Regions from separate parts of the Mus musculus genome. Here region 2 is linked to region 1. Evidence: chromatin loops called from intact Hi-C (ENCODE). Cell type or tissue: left cerebral cortex. All regions are shown on one strand.

Region 1 (8,000 bases):
GAATTTAGCAGAGTGTGGATGCCCAGACTAAAGAGTTTGGTTTGAGAAAATTTAAATATATATATATTTAAAGAAAGACTGGGCATGGTGGCTTATACCCTTAATTTGAGCACTTGAGAGGCAGAGGCAAGTAGATCCCTGCTAATGAGCTACATTTCCCATCCTTTAGACCAGTGTTGGTACTCAGCATCCCATAAGCTAGGAGTGGCTCATGCCTGTAATCCTAGCACTCAGGAGGCACAGGAGTCTAGGGTAATCCTTGGCTGTACCTGGAATTTGAGGCCCACGAACATGCCACCTTGTCTCAAAACAAAACATGGGATACACACATGCATGTAGGCAAACATTCAAATACATACAAATGAATAAGTCTCTTTTTCTTAATTGAGCATTATTTGGAGCATGGTGGCACATGCCTTTACTCCCTGCACTTCAGAGGAAGGGGTGGCTTTCTGAGTTCAAGTCCAGCCTGGTCTACATACTGAGGTCTAGACAGCTACAGCTACATAGTGAGACCCTGTCTCAAACGAAAAACTTGAGCATTTCTGCCTTACAAAAGTCCTGCTGTGAGCTAAACCTTGATGTGACATTTTGCTGTTTGTTTTTTGTTTTGTATTGGTTTGGGGGACAGAATTCAGGGCTTTGCCAGTGCTAGGTGATGACCCTGAATGACCAGAGTCTCCAGCTCTGCTGATGGCCATTTCTTTACTTGTCTTCATAATTTTATACCTAAATAGCTTGCTTGCTGTGTTTAAACTTTATATAAATAGAACCACGCTGTTTATGTGTGCTTTTCTGTTTGTCTCTTTGACTCAGCAGTGCACAGATTATCCATGCTCTGGATAGCTGGACTTGATTCATTTTCTTTGCTATTATATTCTTCTTTTCCTTTGCATAGACTGTTTTGTGTGTGTGTGTGTGTGTTTAGTGCATCCGTGGCATAGCATATGTGGAAGTCAGAGTACACCCTTGGGTATTAGTCCTCACTGTCTACCTGGTCTGAGGTGGATCTTCTGTTATCTTGCTGTTTGAACCAGGGTAGCTGGTGCACACACCCCCCTAGGAGTCTTCTCTCTCCCTTTCCTATCTTTCAAGTGGAGCACTGGAGGTATAGGTCCTTGGCGATGCTTGCCTTTGTGGGGCTTCTGGGATAGCAACTGAGAGGCTCCCGCTTGGGAGACGAGTGCTTTACCTGCTGAGCCATGTCGCCAGCCCATACAAATTATTATTTGTTTTTAAAAAGAACTATTAGAATCCTGCCACAGGAGCTGAGGTATGATTCTTTTTTTTTTTTAATATTTTTTATTACGTATTTTCCTCAATTACATTTCCAATGCTATCCCAAAAGCCCCCCATACCCTTCCCCCCCAATTCCCTACCCACCCATTCCCATTTTTTTGGCCCTGGCGTCCCCCTGTACTGGGGCATATAAAGTTTGTGTGTCCAAAGGGCCTCTCTTTCCAGTGATGGCCGACTAGGCCATCTTTTGTTTCATATGCAGCTAGAGTCAAGAGCTCCGGGGTACTGGTTAATTTATAATGTTGTTCCACCTATAGGGTTGCAGATCCCTTTAGCTCCTTGGGTTCTTTCTCTAGTTCCTCCATTGGGGGCCCTGTGATCCATCCAATAGCTGACTGTGACTGAGGTATGATTCTTGAGACAGCACAACTTACAGGGTGAGTGTTGGATGTCTCAAAGAGTTGGGTTTTTTGTTTGTTTTGTTTTTTGTTTGTTTTTAAAAGAAACCCCTGTGGTCCTGACTTTTTGTTTTATTTTAAGCTTCAGAGACCTGATTCTTTCATGAAATCCCTCAAGACACCCACCTATTTGAGGAATACATGCCTGGGCTAGGATCCACATCTCCGTGACGGAGGACAGGAATGGGTTCGTAACAGGACTCTGTGATTTGCAAGGAGGCCTGGCCTAGGCTATGAGTCCCCTATGGACTGCAATTGTTTCATCTATCTGACGATATCCCCTGGGATCAGAATCTAGTCTGTATGTAGATCAATATGCTTTCCAACGAACGGAGGAGTAAAGCTCTCTGTATTGGCTTCTCTAGGACACACATTTCCTCAATAGTGTGATGTATGGATTTACTAGTGACCATGAACTGTTTCCTTGGTAATATGGAGGTTCACCACGTGTGACTCTCCAAACCACATGGAGGGCGCATGCTTATAATCATGGCACTTCAAGACTTAGGGGGATTGTGAGTGGATTCCGGGCCAGCCTGGACTGCATCTTCTATCAAGAAGATGTCTCCATCAGGAGACAGGGGTCTTGGCCATTTTGTCATTTGGATCTTACATTCAAAAGCACGTTAGAAGAAGGGTCTGTGTTAACCAGAGACTTGCCATTTTCCATGAAATCATGTCAAAGAAGTCTGGGGAAGAGAAGTTTGCTAACACAAGCAAAGTCATCCGTGTGCCTCTGTGGAGCGTGCCCTAGCCTTAGCACCCACGCCTCTGCAGATGGCTCCGAGCCTGGGGCTGCCTGCTCTGAGTACCTTGTGCTGAATGGGGAGGGGGAAATGAAGCCATCTTTGCTGTTCCTGTCAGCCGGGCTGGCTGGACTACAGTCTTCTGGCCTCTTTCTTTACCCCCTGGCCCTCAGCTTATCTAGCACACCCTGTCACCGGGCAGCCCAGTGGCAGCCGCAGATGCGAATTTGTGCTCCCCGAATGGCTTTCAAGCATTTATTCACTTATTTAAAGCTCACCATTTAAAGAAATGCCTTAGCACAGGTAGGGCAGCCAACACTTACAGAGAGGTCGGTGAAGGTTCCCAGAGTCCTCATGGAACCAAGCCAGAAGGAAAAGACCAAGTAGGGGAAGCCCTTGCTGAGCCTAAGGAGGCGCCGCGGGGAGGCCCGCCTTCCTGGAAAGCCAGGCTTGGAATTGTCTTCAAAAGCTGCAACGCAGCCCCCGGAGTTTGAGCAGGAATAAATCATTAGCATTTTATTTACAGTTCTGGGTTTACAATTCCTAGAAAATGATCCTGCTGTTCAGAGCGGATCTCTGCTTTCCGGGCTTCCACTGCATCTCCTTCCATCTTCCTTGTTTGGGGGACCAGATTGGCTCTTTGCTTGGATAAGAGTGTGGGACAATGGTCTGGAGAAGGAGGGGGCAACGACCGTGAGTCCCGCATTTTCCGACACTCGAATGAAGAGGTTCTATCCAGTTGGTTTACCAGGAAGTGAGGCTTAATCCAGAGAGGGTTGTTGGATGAGATCACACAGATCGAGCTGAATTTTGATCCCTGAGTCCTGCCTTCCAAATGAGCCAAGCGGGCGCAGACCCGGGAGCCTAGGGCTTTGGGCCGGACTCGAGTCCCCGACCCCACCCGCTGCGCCCGCTAGATGGCAGCCTCGGTCTCCGCCCGGGATTAGCCCGGGCGCGGTGACTGCACTAGCCAGTCTGGCTGGAGGCCCTGAGGATGGCTTCGTAGGAGGAGGCATTGGCACCCAAGACCTGGCTTGCAGGATGGCCAATAGAAGGGAGAGGCTGGCAGCTGTCTTGCAGCTAGGATAGATCATCGTCTTGGAGAGCTGTCCTAGGTGATCAGCTTGGGAAGTGACAGACGCAAGGACAGGGAGAGAGGGTGCCTTAGATCCAGGCTGACAGACAGGGGACTCTACTCCAGCAGGCTGACCCACTGCAGTTAGATTTAGTCCCTGTCTATGGTTGACACTTCCCAGTCATCTCAATTGCTTTTAGATTTGAGTGTTCGGTATTTCACATTATCCTGGCCTTCCTCTGAGCCAAAACGATGCCCCTCACAGGATCCACAATGCCCAATCCACAGCTACACCTTTGGATAGACAGAGATTGGAGCATCTCTGAGGCCACTGAGACTTGGGGTCCTGGGCCCAGCTACAACGGAAACAGACTGTGTATGCAGGGAACTCGGTGTTGTAGGAACCATGATCCTCCTAAGGAGGGAGAGAGTGGGACCCAGGGAGTTGGTTCTGTCCCTGGAGTGCATGACTTCATGAGTTCAATTTATTGATCTCGTTCTGTTAGGTTCAAAGTCTTACGGTCTCTGACTTCAAGGGCATTGCTGTTCCAGATCCACCTCCTGGTTGGATAAGATCCAAATAGTTCCCCTGGCTTCCTCTTCAGCCCAGTTCTCTGGCAGGAGGCAACTTTTCCCTTCTAAGAGAAGTAGGACTCAGCCTGGCCCTGGCTTCATCTACCTGCTGTCTTAGGTGGCAACAACAGAATTGTGATTCAGGTCCTGGACTTTGTCCTTGAACCCTGGAAGTGGGGATGTTCAGGTCTAGAGGGAAAAAAAGCTTGCTTTTGCTACAGTGGTTGGAATTTTCCAGAACTCTTGCTACTTCAGAACCTACTGGAAAGACTTTTCCACTTTATTATTTTTTAATTAAAAAATCTGCATTATTATTTATGTTGTGTACACAAGCTCTCGTGGACTCAGGTCGCCTCTCCCACTCACTGGTTTCCCTACTTTAAATCCCAAAGTCCTTCAAGAGTTTACTCACCTGAAGCTTTGATCCCAGGGTGTGTGGACCATTAGGCCTCAGGAGCAGAGTTGGGTGTCTGGGAACATGGGTGTCCTTGGGTAGGGGAGGGTCCCCAGGCCACATTTCCCCCTACAGGTCAAGCTAGAGGAGGCCAGCCGGGAAATGGAACTAGGAATGTCCCCTGATCTTCTCAGTCACCCTAAGGAAAACGGTCTGGCCTGCTGCTCAGCACAGGGAACTGTGGGAATTGCTATCCACCACATGGCCCTTGGTTAACATCACAATTTCCACGATAGAGCTGCTCTCTAATGGAGCCTGTCAACTCAGCTTAGGCCTCAGTGGCTCAGAGCACGCTGCCTGCAGCCCCAGGATGGGGGGTCCAAAGCATTAGCCCTGCCCAGTGCACTGCAGAATGTGAAGGGGATCCAGCACCTCTCAGGCCTGCCACCAGCTTATTTGGTAATGACTCCACACTGTCCCACAGTCGCCCAGCAGACAGGGTTGGGTGTTATAGAAGAGAGTCTTCCCAGGGGCCCCAGCACGGGTGCTGACCCTAGAGAGCTCTATCTTCTTCCTTGCTCACCAGGAGGCCCCTTTGACATCACTTAAGAATCTAAAGCAACTGTCCTTATTATCAACTTCAGGGGCTGTTAAGGAAATGGAGAAACTTGTGTCTGCAGTGTCAATCCTGAAAAGGGGGCGGGGTAGCTCCACTTCTGTTTCTCTGCACCACTGCCTAGGCTCTCCCCCAGCCTGCTGGGGCGAGATGCAGGAGGGGGATGACAGAGTTCCCATCCCTACCACTGCTGCCTCTCCAAGTGATGGATGGCTGTCTGCTCAGGCAGGGGAGTACCTGCCTACACAGCTCCCTCTATGGGTTCTCAGCCTCCCACACCCTGAGCTGGGGATTCTGCAAACAACGTTGGCCCTAAGTGCCAGGGAGTGTGTGGCTCAGGGCCATTTATGTCAGTTAGTCATCTGAGGTAGTGAGACCGTCCCTTTGGCTTTTATCCGATCCTGTGCTGGTCTTTACCCCTCTCTGTCTCTGGCTATGGGTTCTTCTTGAGTGTTTTTGTTTGACATAGTTTCACTGTCTAGGCTGACTTTGAACTTGGGTTAATTCTGCCTCAGTCTCTCAAGTGATGGGGTTACAGAGGTGCTCCAGCTCTTGAGTTCTTTACCACAAAGCCAAGGAGTCTTTTGTTCTCTACTCCTGGAGGCTCAGGAGACACCAGGACTCACTTGGGGTTTCTTAGGCTTCACTGGATAGAGAACAAACAGGCCACCCTGGGAGGAGACAGTGATGGAGGTTAGCACTGGACCAGCTTTTCCCTTAAGGGGAGCACACTGTAAAGTTCCATTAGTTCTAGTTTATTAGTTAATTGCAGGAATTGGATTCTATTTTGTCTTTCTTTTCTCCCTGAAATATTCTTAGTGAGTTAAAAAAAAAGATTTATTTATTTTATGCATATGAGTACACTGTCGCTGTCTTCAGACACACCAGAAGAGGGCATACGATCCCATTACAGATGGTTATGAGCCACCATGTGGTTGCTGATTTTTGAACTCAGGACCTCTGGAAGAGCAGTCAGTGCTCTTAACCACTGAGCCATCTTTCCAGGCCTTAGTGAATTTTTTTTATAGCTGGGAATTCTGAAATCAAAGCTTAGGGGCAGGGCCTGAGGACTATGGCGTGGAGTTGGGGCAGGAAGTGCCTCCTTTGGGAAAGGGATTTTGTTTTGCAGCGTGGCTCCGCGTTGTTCTAACAGAGGATCAGGGTTCAGTTCCCAGCACCCAGTCTTGTAGCTCACAATCATCCATAATCCTAGCTCCAGGGCACCCAACAGGCACATGTGGTACACATACATACATGCATACACATAAAGCGAAACAAATAAACAAATAATTAAAAGATAATAAAACATTCTACTTGCATTTCTTGGGCGCCTCACACATGCCAGAGACTGTGTTTTATGTCCCTTCATTTGTCTTCAGAGTGCCCCTATAGCACAGGTGTTGCTGATGTTCCCATTTCACAGAGGTGGAGACTGAGGGTCAGGTTGGCTCCTTAGCACTGTTAAGGTAATACAGCTGAAAAGGCACAGAGGCAGAAGTTAGCCCAAGTCCTCTGATTTCAAAGCTTTGGATATCAGCGCTTGGCTCTATGGCCACCAGAACCTGCTGTCATCCTGGGGCAAAAGCACGTGTCTGTGTTTGCAAGAGTTTCATAAATATTTGGTTTTGCTTCCTCCTTTCTCCCATCAAACAGAGAAAAATGGGAATGACAATATAACAGCAACAACCACCACCACTGCAGCAGCAGCAACAACAACAACAACAACAACAACAACAACAATGTAAGCCTCCGACTCCTCTGTGGGTCAGGCAGATCTGATAGGTTCCACCACTGGCTTCTGGAGGGAGCTATCACCTCACCCTGGGAGGACTTATGTGTAACTATCACCAATGCTTCAAGATTTCACACATTCACCACTAAGTCACCTGAGTGTCTCCCATAGGCTATCTCGACTGTTCTCAGTGTGACCTAGCTGGAGCTGGACAAATCTTAAGGCCTCCTCCCTTAGCACCCTCAAATGCTAGCCTTTCATCTCTGTGAGGACAGAGGGACCGCACCTTGGTGACTGAGCCCTGTGTGGGCTGCTCAGCTGAGCCAGCTGGGAGTTGGCCCAGAGCCATGGAGTGTGAGAAACTTTCAAATTTCAAAACCGCCCTGGGCCAATTTAATAAACTTCTGCCACCTCTATCCTCTCCACAGTTTTGAATTCTCAAATATTCACACACACGAGCACACCCCCATCTAAGATGTGCACAGAGAATGGAAGAATTTTGGAATGTTAATAATGCAGAATTTTACAGCCTAGCAAGGTGAATTCTCAAGGGGTAATGGTTAACATCTGCTTTCTCTTTTCCCAAGATAACAATGACGAAACCAATCCACACAGCAAGCGGGAGGGCAAGAGATAGGCCTCCCACCCCTCTGAAAGGGGCTAAGTTGTCCCCAGATCCAGCACTGGGAACAATAACCTTATCACTTGCATGTAGTAAGGTCCGCAGTACGGGGGGCGGGGGGGGGGGACGACACAAGCCACAGTCAGTTTCTCAGGGCACACCTTCCATGCTGCGAACAAGACCCTTTTCTTCCAGGGGGTCTAAAAGATGGCAAGAATCACTCTGCTTCTCCCTGTGCGACAATTCTTAGCAATCAGCATCAGAGTCGTGTTCCTGACGTGTCCTTTTCCAGCCACCCCCAGAAGCCGCAGGGTGCTTGTGTCAGAAGACAGCAAAGTCAGAGCTCCCTCTCCATTCTGGATACAGGCTCTGGAGCGCCTGGGGCTCTGAGCATGCCCTCTCTGCGGCTTTCTCTGCCTCCATAAACACAAGTGAGCCTCAGAAACCTCCGAACCTAGGTCAAGATCCAGACCTAGGGACAACTATCCTGATCCAGTGAGCAGGTTGCTGAGGACACAAAGTAGCTGGAGAAAGGAGTCCGTGGT
Region 2 (8,000 bases), 710 kb after region 1:
CCTACCCCCAATTGGCTCCATCCAAACAAATGGTACCCAAGCCCACCTAGATACATTGGACTTCTGACAAGTTCGGTCTGAGGTCCATTCAGTAGTCCGGCAGAACTAAGTCCGCTTGGGAGGGAGTCTTGCCTATTTGCCTTGGGCAAAGCTAGCTCTGCTTTGCAAACTACCAGTCCCATACACTCTTAGTGGTGGAGGCATAGACTATGCTGCAGGAAAAGCTTGTCATAGCTCCTGGGTAGACAACTAAGAACAGCAGGGAGGGAGAGATGAGTTTGCTGTTGAAAGGGGGAAAACCAACATTCTGAGATGTTCTCAATGCTTCAGTGGCCACATCACTCAGAAAGTCTCCATACTGGGGACAGGTCTCAAGTTCAGCTCAAAACCCAAGGTAGCATCCAGTCAACATAATTTTTTTTTTCCCTTTAAAACATCCCTTCCTGTTTCTTCCATAGCACAGTTCTTTTCCCTTCTCAGGAAAAATACAAAGTTCTTACTCTGTGGAGCAAAGTTGAAGGCACTGTGGGTTCGGCTGGGGAGAAAGTTGTAGCCCAGGCGAACCTGCGTGCCTGGGAAGGCGCTCACGTCCAGGTCTTGGGAAGCCCTTGGCTCTAGCTAGTGGACTGGGTGATGCCCAGAGTCAGGTATTCCAGGACCCCCAAACCTGTGGTCTTTAGCTGGGCTGGCACATCAGTATAACATACAAAACTTTGATGCCGTCCCATATTCCTTCCTACCCCCTAGTTCTCCCACCCCTAGATTTGTCCCTGACTTGGGGAATGGGGCCGTCCCAATATGGAAGCAAATGAAACTTGGCTTTCCAGTCCCTGCCCTGCCAGCCCAGAGCCTCTGCAGGTTTTGAAACTGGGAAACTGGAAAGGCCTTTCACAGGCCTCTTCTCTCCAGTTGACACCAATTGATTGATTGATTTCCTAATTGTCTGCTTAATCTTGTACAAGAGGGTGGGCTTATTATTGAAGCAAGTCAACTCAAAAATAGCAAAACAATGCAGCCCCCCAAGAGCCAGCAGCAGCTGAGGGATAGAACAAAAAGAAAGAGGGGGAGGGAGAGGATCCTGCACTGCAAGGGTTTGGCTTAATGAGATACCAGCCTGGGATCTCTACCCTGCTTCAGGCAACCTAGGAACCCAAAGTCCTAACCCTTCCACAGAATAGTTGAAGAAAGGCACATCAGTTGTGGGCTTCTGGGTTTCTTGGATGTAGGTCTACCTGCCTGTGCCAGAGTTCCTCAGACTTCGGTCTGAGAAGTGCATCCTTCCATTGCAAACTTGGAACTTCTGAGGCCATCTCTCACCCTTGACACTCAAAGTTATTTCCTGTAATCACAGAGCAGGTCAGTAGAACTTGACTGGTTGCGTGAGAAAACATACCTGCTGATATTTGTGTCTTCTGCTGTGTGTGTGGGAATCCATGACTGGTCCCAGAGCCACATGGTACGGGGGAATCCATCTTATTACTGGGAATCTGATCTAGAGTATTTACAGGAGTAAGGGCCTCTTAGCGCTGGAAAAGGAAGGAAGGAAGGTAGCCATTGTGGTCGTTAAGGCAAACCCAGAAGGCACCCTGTCTTGAGCACCAAGCCCTTCTCCCTCATCTCCTGCCGCAGGTTATACAGGCTTCTGCGCTGCGCGGTATGAAGTCCAAGCCGTCACCCTTTTGTCCCTAGAATTCAACTCAGTGTCCACAGGTCTACCCGACTCCTAATCATAGCTCCCAGCTCGGAGCTACTTGGAAGTTCCTAGACAGGTTCTAGGTCTGCGTAAGAGAAAAAGCAAGGCAATGTGAGCCACCCAGGGCCAATCTTCTTCCTTCCTGAACTTTTCACAGTAGGACTTGAGCCCCAGAAAGGAGAATCACTTAGGCAGAGGGTGAAGTGGGAGGGGTAATCTAGCCCAGCTACCCCCAGAAGTTTAGCCAAGAGGATCTTCCCAGAGTTTCAGGTTAGAGGCAGCTTAGAGACACTTCAGTTCCTCACCCAGCGGTTAGTGTTTCTCAAGTCTCGAGGGCTTCCCTAGTGCCACTCAAGACTCCATGTGGGAGGACTGCCCTCTATTGGTCCCTGAGCTGGGACATGACACCCAGTCATCAAAATGACCTAATTGTTGCGCATGCCCTTCTCCCAAGTCAACTTCAAGGTGATGGCTGATGGTAGGCTTTGCTAGCCAGAGCAGAGGTGAGTTTCAGGCCCCAAAGGAGGCAATCCTGTTTCACACACAAATGTGCTGGTTTGTGGTCCCATCCCTTTCCCTCTTCCACCCTGCCCACTCACACAGCCATGCTCAGAAACCCACTACCACATGCTGCCTCTTTCATCTCTCCTGCCCACACACATCCCCACCTCTCCTCTCACCAGCTCAACAGCTTACACACACACACACACACACACACACACACACACACACACACAGACACAGACACAGAGCCTCACCTACACCACTGTTTGGCCACCCAGACCCAGCTTTCTGGTTGGTACTGAACTCTTGGGAGTCCAGGCACCTGACCCCCGTACTGTGTAACTAAACACATTACCATCTGCTGTCACATTTAGCCAGACCCTCTCCTTTCCAGGTTTCTAAGCATTCACCCCGCAAACCACTTTCTAAATCCATCCCTGTCCGACCATCATTGCCCCAGCTCCTCCCAGATCTCTCTCTCTCTCTCTCTCTGCTCCTTTCCGATAATTAAAGTTAGGCTGTGTGTTTGTATGTATGTGTGATCTTATTTTTTAAACACACACCCCCACACATACATATGCGTGTATATATACAAACACACACAGCAATTAGCTCCAGCCTCCACCGTCATGCTAGAACAGTAAAACCTCGTTATGCACAGGTCCCCATGCGCCCCTGTGATGAACCCAGATTCACCTAGTCATGGGCTCCTGATCTCTCTCTCTCTCTCTCTCTCTCTCTCTCTCTCTCTCTCTCTCACACACACACACACACACACACTCTAGCATTTCATGAAGTAATACCCACTGTATACTCCAAGAGTAGATAACCCACCCCCTGCTTCCCACTTCTCTTCAGAGAATCTTAATGGACTCTCCTCAAATGACCCAGGGCCCCGGAGCACTGTGCTTACAACCCTTCCCCTGCCCACCCCATCTCCATCCACACAGCAGTGGACACAGCTCCCTGCTGAGCCTGACCAGGGTGGGTCTGGGTTTTATTAGGCTGCAGAGACAGCACGGAGGCATATGGTCTCGTACACAAGAAATAATGTTCATGTTAAATCAGACCTCATGCATAACGCATGAGCCTGATCTCACATTATTTTGGGTGTTCGTCAAAATCAGTGTTCTTTCTTGTAAGGACTCCTGAAAAGAAGGGAAAAGAGCGTTGGCTAATTACACCCACAGCCCGGACCCAGGGATCCCAGAGCGCCCTGGGAGCCTCCTCTGCCCCACGTCACCCACCAGTGGGTCCTGTCCCTCTCTCCCACCCTATCTTCCCACATGGAAAGAGGGCTTGCCTCGGGTTTGTAGCAGGCATAAGGCCCCGTGTTATTTTTATTTCTTTTCTCTCGGCTCTCTGTCCCTGGAGGGTTCTGGGGAATAGCGGTGGCTCCGTTGCTCTCTCACACCCGATTCATTTGCCGTTTTATGAACTCCCGGTTGATTCATCGCCTCCCTAAGTCAATGACTCACTCCTGATGGCTTCTCAGAAATCCTTCTTGAAGGACTCCCGGTTATTCAGCTTTGAGCGGGAGCCTGAGCCGAGGTAGACCTGGACCTCGCACAGCACAGTCCCTGCTCCCTTGGCCTGGAGTCACCCTGCTTGGGTTTTTGCAGAAGCCGAGCTGGGGAGGACGGAGTACTCCCTCTATGCAGAAGCTGGGAGGACCTACCCAAGCTGGGAGGACCTACCCAAGCTGGGAGGACCTACCCAAGCATCCCAGCCTGTGGCAAAGCTCCCTTCGGCATCCGTGGATCACCTGCCGTCTATCCTCATCAAAGCTCCAAGAAACTTGCCGTGACTGGGGAGGCAGAGCACAGTTATGGGACCTGAACCGACAACTCACTCACGTTTCCATGCCTCAGTTTCCCGGTGTGACGCTAATGGCCGTTCTGTACTGTAGAGTTGTTTTGAGAATTAAGTGGGATAATGCTCAGAATACTTAGCATAAACGATGAATAAATCAAAATCGTTTTATTCTGAGGCCTGGGTTCAGAAGTTAGCATTCAAGGAAGGACACCATAAGGTGGTGTTCCTCTACCTCTGACCAGGGACCCCACTTTTTCCAAGGACACTTTTATATAATATACACCCATCACTCACCTTACACTTTATGTTGAGTGCCTTACACAATATAGCCCCATTTTATAAAAGAGGAAGCTGCAGCCAGGAGAGTGTTAGCTTAGTCAGGGCAGCAAGATTAGTAAATGCCAGCAATTGGAATAGAAGCCATTATATCTGACTCCTGAGCCCCAGTTTGTTTTATGCTAAGGCCAATGGCAAAATAGTAGTCAATGTTGAGTGTTTGTTCAAAGCAAGAAAAGGAAAGCCCCAGAACGCAGGCGTGGAAATCGGGAATCAAGGTTGTTAGAGCCAGCTAACTGGGTAAAATCTACGGCCCCCTCTCCACTACCCAGAATCAAATAAATCCCAGGAGGCTAAAGAAAGTTGGATAACTTGCCAAGTTAGGAAGATCAGGAAGTCCCCCTATTTGGCCCTCTCCAAGCCTCCACATCACTGAGCAAACACATTGTAGCCAAGGATGGAGACCTAACATCTGCCCAGGCATTCAGCCTCATGGTCCTATCCACTAGCCGTGAGTCTTACAGAAAGTTCCTTAAGTTCTCCATACCTCGGTTTCCTCTTCTGTAAGCCAGGATAAGAACAGCATCAGCCCCACAGAACTGCAGTGAGGACTTGACAGTTGAGAGGATATATAACATGAACACTCAGAGCCTCCCGCATCATGAGTACCATTAAATGTTAGCTGTAAAAAATAATTTTATATGTACAGTGTGTATTAATGCTGAGCTATTGCAGAAAAAAAATGTCAAGTGCTTCCCCTAACACTCCTGCCTTTCTAAAATGATTTCATTCATAAAACCACTCTAGGATAATTAGGTCTAAAATCCCCATCCCCATTCCACAGGTGAGGACACTGAGGCCCAAGGATGGTAAAGGCCTTTCTCAGAGGGACCCAGAAAATCAATGACAGGCGCAGTTCTTAAGCCTAGTGCCTAGTTCCAATTTGTGGCAAACCTGCTCCCCCAACCATGTCTTCTGAGGCTATAATACTAAGCCCTGTGTGGCAAGGCTTTGTGCTGGGCTCGCAGAAACAGCACCCAGACAGAGGCATTAAACTGAGCCAGGACGAGTGGATAGAGGTTTGCTCAGGAGTCCCTGGATCTGGGCCTGATCCCTGAGACAAGTCCCTGAACCCTCAGACCATATCCACTCACCCTTCCTGAATCCTGAACCTTTCCGCCTTTCCCACCCTGTTCAGGACGCTCCTCTAGCAGGCCGTGGCACACTTTTGACCCTAGCACAAAAGATTCAGTGCAGGGCTCACGGCCTCTAAACCCGATGGAGTCCCAAACTATGAGATTAAAAGTCTGACTGAAGCTTCCTTCAGGTCTCCGTGAGTAGTTTTACTGCAACCCTAGCCAGAGGTTAAGCAGAGGTTAACCAGCCTCAGACATTTGGGGTCACCAAATGGATCATTTGTCACCTTGGACCTCAAACTAGGAAGTAACCATTCCTCCATTCACTTATCCATCAGTCCGTTCTCCAGCCAGCTACTCCTCCATTCACCGAGCCACCCACCTTTGCATGCAGCCATTCACCTACCTACCTATTCAGCTACCCACCCATCATCTGCCATCCATTCATCCGATCTTCTTGCTTAACGAATGTCAAGAAGGCTGATGGCCTCTAACCTCCACGCTCTTCTAGCTTTGTCTCATTCCCTTCCTGCCCCTCAGCCATATAGGGTGTTTGAGAAAACGGTGTAGAAGGTAATGATGAAACCTGTTGTCATATCTACGAAGTTGTGTGAGTCCAAGTGCTGGAACTTTCCACACTCCCCTCCTCTCCCCAAAGAAGCTATAGTTGATACAGCCTGTGGCAAAAGTCTAGATGGCCTTAGTTCTCATTTCTTACCCCAGGAATGTCAAGTTCTGGGCTAAATGTAAGGGGTTTCAAAGGTCACTGGGAAGAAGCAGCCTAATAGCATAGCCTCTTTCAAGGCCAGCACTGGACTGCCTTTTTCTATCGAAAATGCCAGGCACCTCTAAACACCAGGGCCCTGCGGGGTGACGTTCTGTTTCCAGCCCTGTCAGTACCGGCATGCGCACTGGGAGCAAACCCCTGCGAACCCCATCACCTCAACTCCTACCCGTGCAATATGGGGGTCTTTGGCAGTTTTGAGGATGTCGCCTGCCCTCTAGCCTGGGTGGGCCTGCTTCTTTGACAATGGGGCTTCTCTGAGCAGCCCACACAAGAAGAAAGATAGGAGATGACGTGGTTGGTGTTCAGGGCCCTGAGGACTCAGCTCGAGCTGCTCAGCCCCCCTCCCCTGACACAAACAATCCTCAGTTACCTCCCCCTCCTGCTCCCCAGAATCTGGGCACAGCTGGAGCCTGCTATGCCCTAGCCACCCCATGAATCACCGCTCTATGGTCCACGGGGGAGTGGTCCAGGGAGCATCCTACGCTTGCTCGGGAGGAGTGAGGGCCAGAACTGCAGCCCTCAAGCAGGCAGTGTCCACAGAAACAATGGGGGCCTGTGGCTAACAGGCGGAATGCAGCTATTGTCCTGCCCTGGCCCCCAACCCCAAGGCCCCAGGTCCCCAGGCCAGGCGGCCTGGCGTGAATCAGTGCGTCAGACTCTCGTGTACCAGGGCTGGGCACACATGACCTGCTGCTTACCTTCTCTGGGTAAGCAGGAGGGTAGGCTGATGGGCCAGACCCCCACCTCTACAGCCAACCTCACAAAGGATCCTCCTGCACAGAATGAGAAGCGAGATGGGACCCACGGGAGTAAAGGCAACCTCCAACCTACCCATCCCTAGGATGCTTGAGACCAGCAGCTCTGAGACCCAAGCTATACATCACAGTGGGGAGGAGACCACATTAGAATAATGCAGGATTAGAGTGGGGTTGCTATAGCGACGTATTAGGGCAATACATCTAGGGAGCCCCAGCCCCTTGGTGATGTATGGCTCTGCTCAGCTGTGGGGAGCAGGGGGAGGGGACCTGTCCCGCCCCTCCAAGGGAGAGCAGACACCGAACACTCTTCATTGGAGGAGAGCATCTGCGTTAGACACTAAAAATAAGCATCTGAGGACCCCGTCAAGACTGAAAAGTGTACCCTGCCAACTGCCACTGTCCTGCATATTCAACTTGATGTCAACTTCAAATCTCAGCTCTAACCATAGCCTCAGCCTCTGCCATCCCTAACCCCAGCCCATGAAGTAGCACCAACCCTCCAGCCCAGCCCCACCAGGCTCCCACATTTGCTTCATTGCTAAGGACTGGTCCCATACTGTCTCCCTGAGTATCTGATGGGACTAGATGTGTGTGTGTGTTGGGGGGGGGGGGGGATCAAGGGTCAAAGAAAAGAACAGAGCCAGACCATAGTGGTCTGTGACTTTAATTCCAGCCCTTACACTTGGAGGCAGAGGCAGGCAGAACTCTGAGTTCAAGGCCAGCCTGGTTTACAGAGCAAGTTCCAGGACAGCCAGGGCAACACAGAGAAATCCTGGCAAGGGTGGGGATGGGAAGGAAGGAGAAAAAGGTTAGGGGAGAACAGAAGGGAAGGAGATGGGCAAGCTCCTGGAAACCTCCCTAGTAAAATCCAGAGTCCATCTTAGGCAAGTGCTCCCTCCTCTCCCAGTGGCCTTTGTGCTGACCCCTGGCACCCCATTCTGTCTAATCCAAGTCTATCTAGCATCCCTGTGTATGATCTCAGGGCTATAGAGAGGCTGAACAGGTGGACCTACTGGACAAAAAGAAGAAGA

What was found. A loop is a pair of places that touch in the nucleus more often than their neighbours do. Peaks named below come from ENCODE experiments on the same cell type or tissue, not always from the same donor. Only the 100,000 strongest peaks of a DNase experiment are listed, where the experiment ranks them.
Region 2: a loop joins it to region 1, with 4 times the contacts of the local background. A loop is called at or near these places in 28 of 42 quality-filtered maps.

The regions. Positions count from the first base shown.
Region 1 is chr4:123,954,012-123,962,011 of GRCm38, forward strand. No RefSeq gene overlaps it. Among named protein-coding and RNA genes, the nearest start is that of Rragc, 41 kb to the left of the region's middle. In left cerebral cortex, CTCF peaks have their summits at 3,366 (motif pointing right) and 5,375; DNase peaks (open chromatin) are centred at 3,419 and 5,336; H3K4me3 peaks cover 244 bases.
Region 2 is chr4:124,661,134-124,669,133 of GRCm38, forward strand. It overlaps Gm38545 (predicted gene, 38545), which reads right to left and starts at 7,059. Exons shown (of 4, transcript NR_168615.1): 1 at 6,910-7,059; 2 at 4,836-4,970; 3 at 3,501-4,100; 4 at 3,161-3,345. In left cerebral cortex, a CTCF peak has its summit at 2,070 (motif pointing left); DNase peaks (open chromatin) are centred at 2,087, 2,337, 3,333, 3,594 and 1 more place.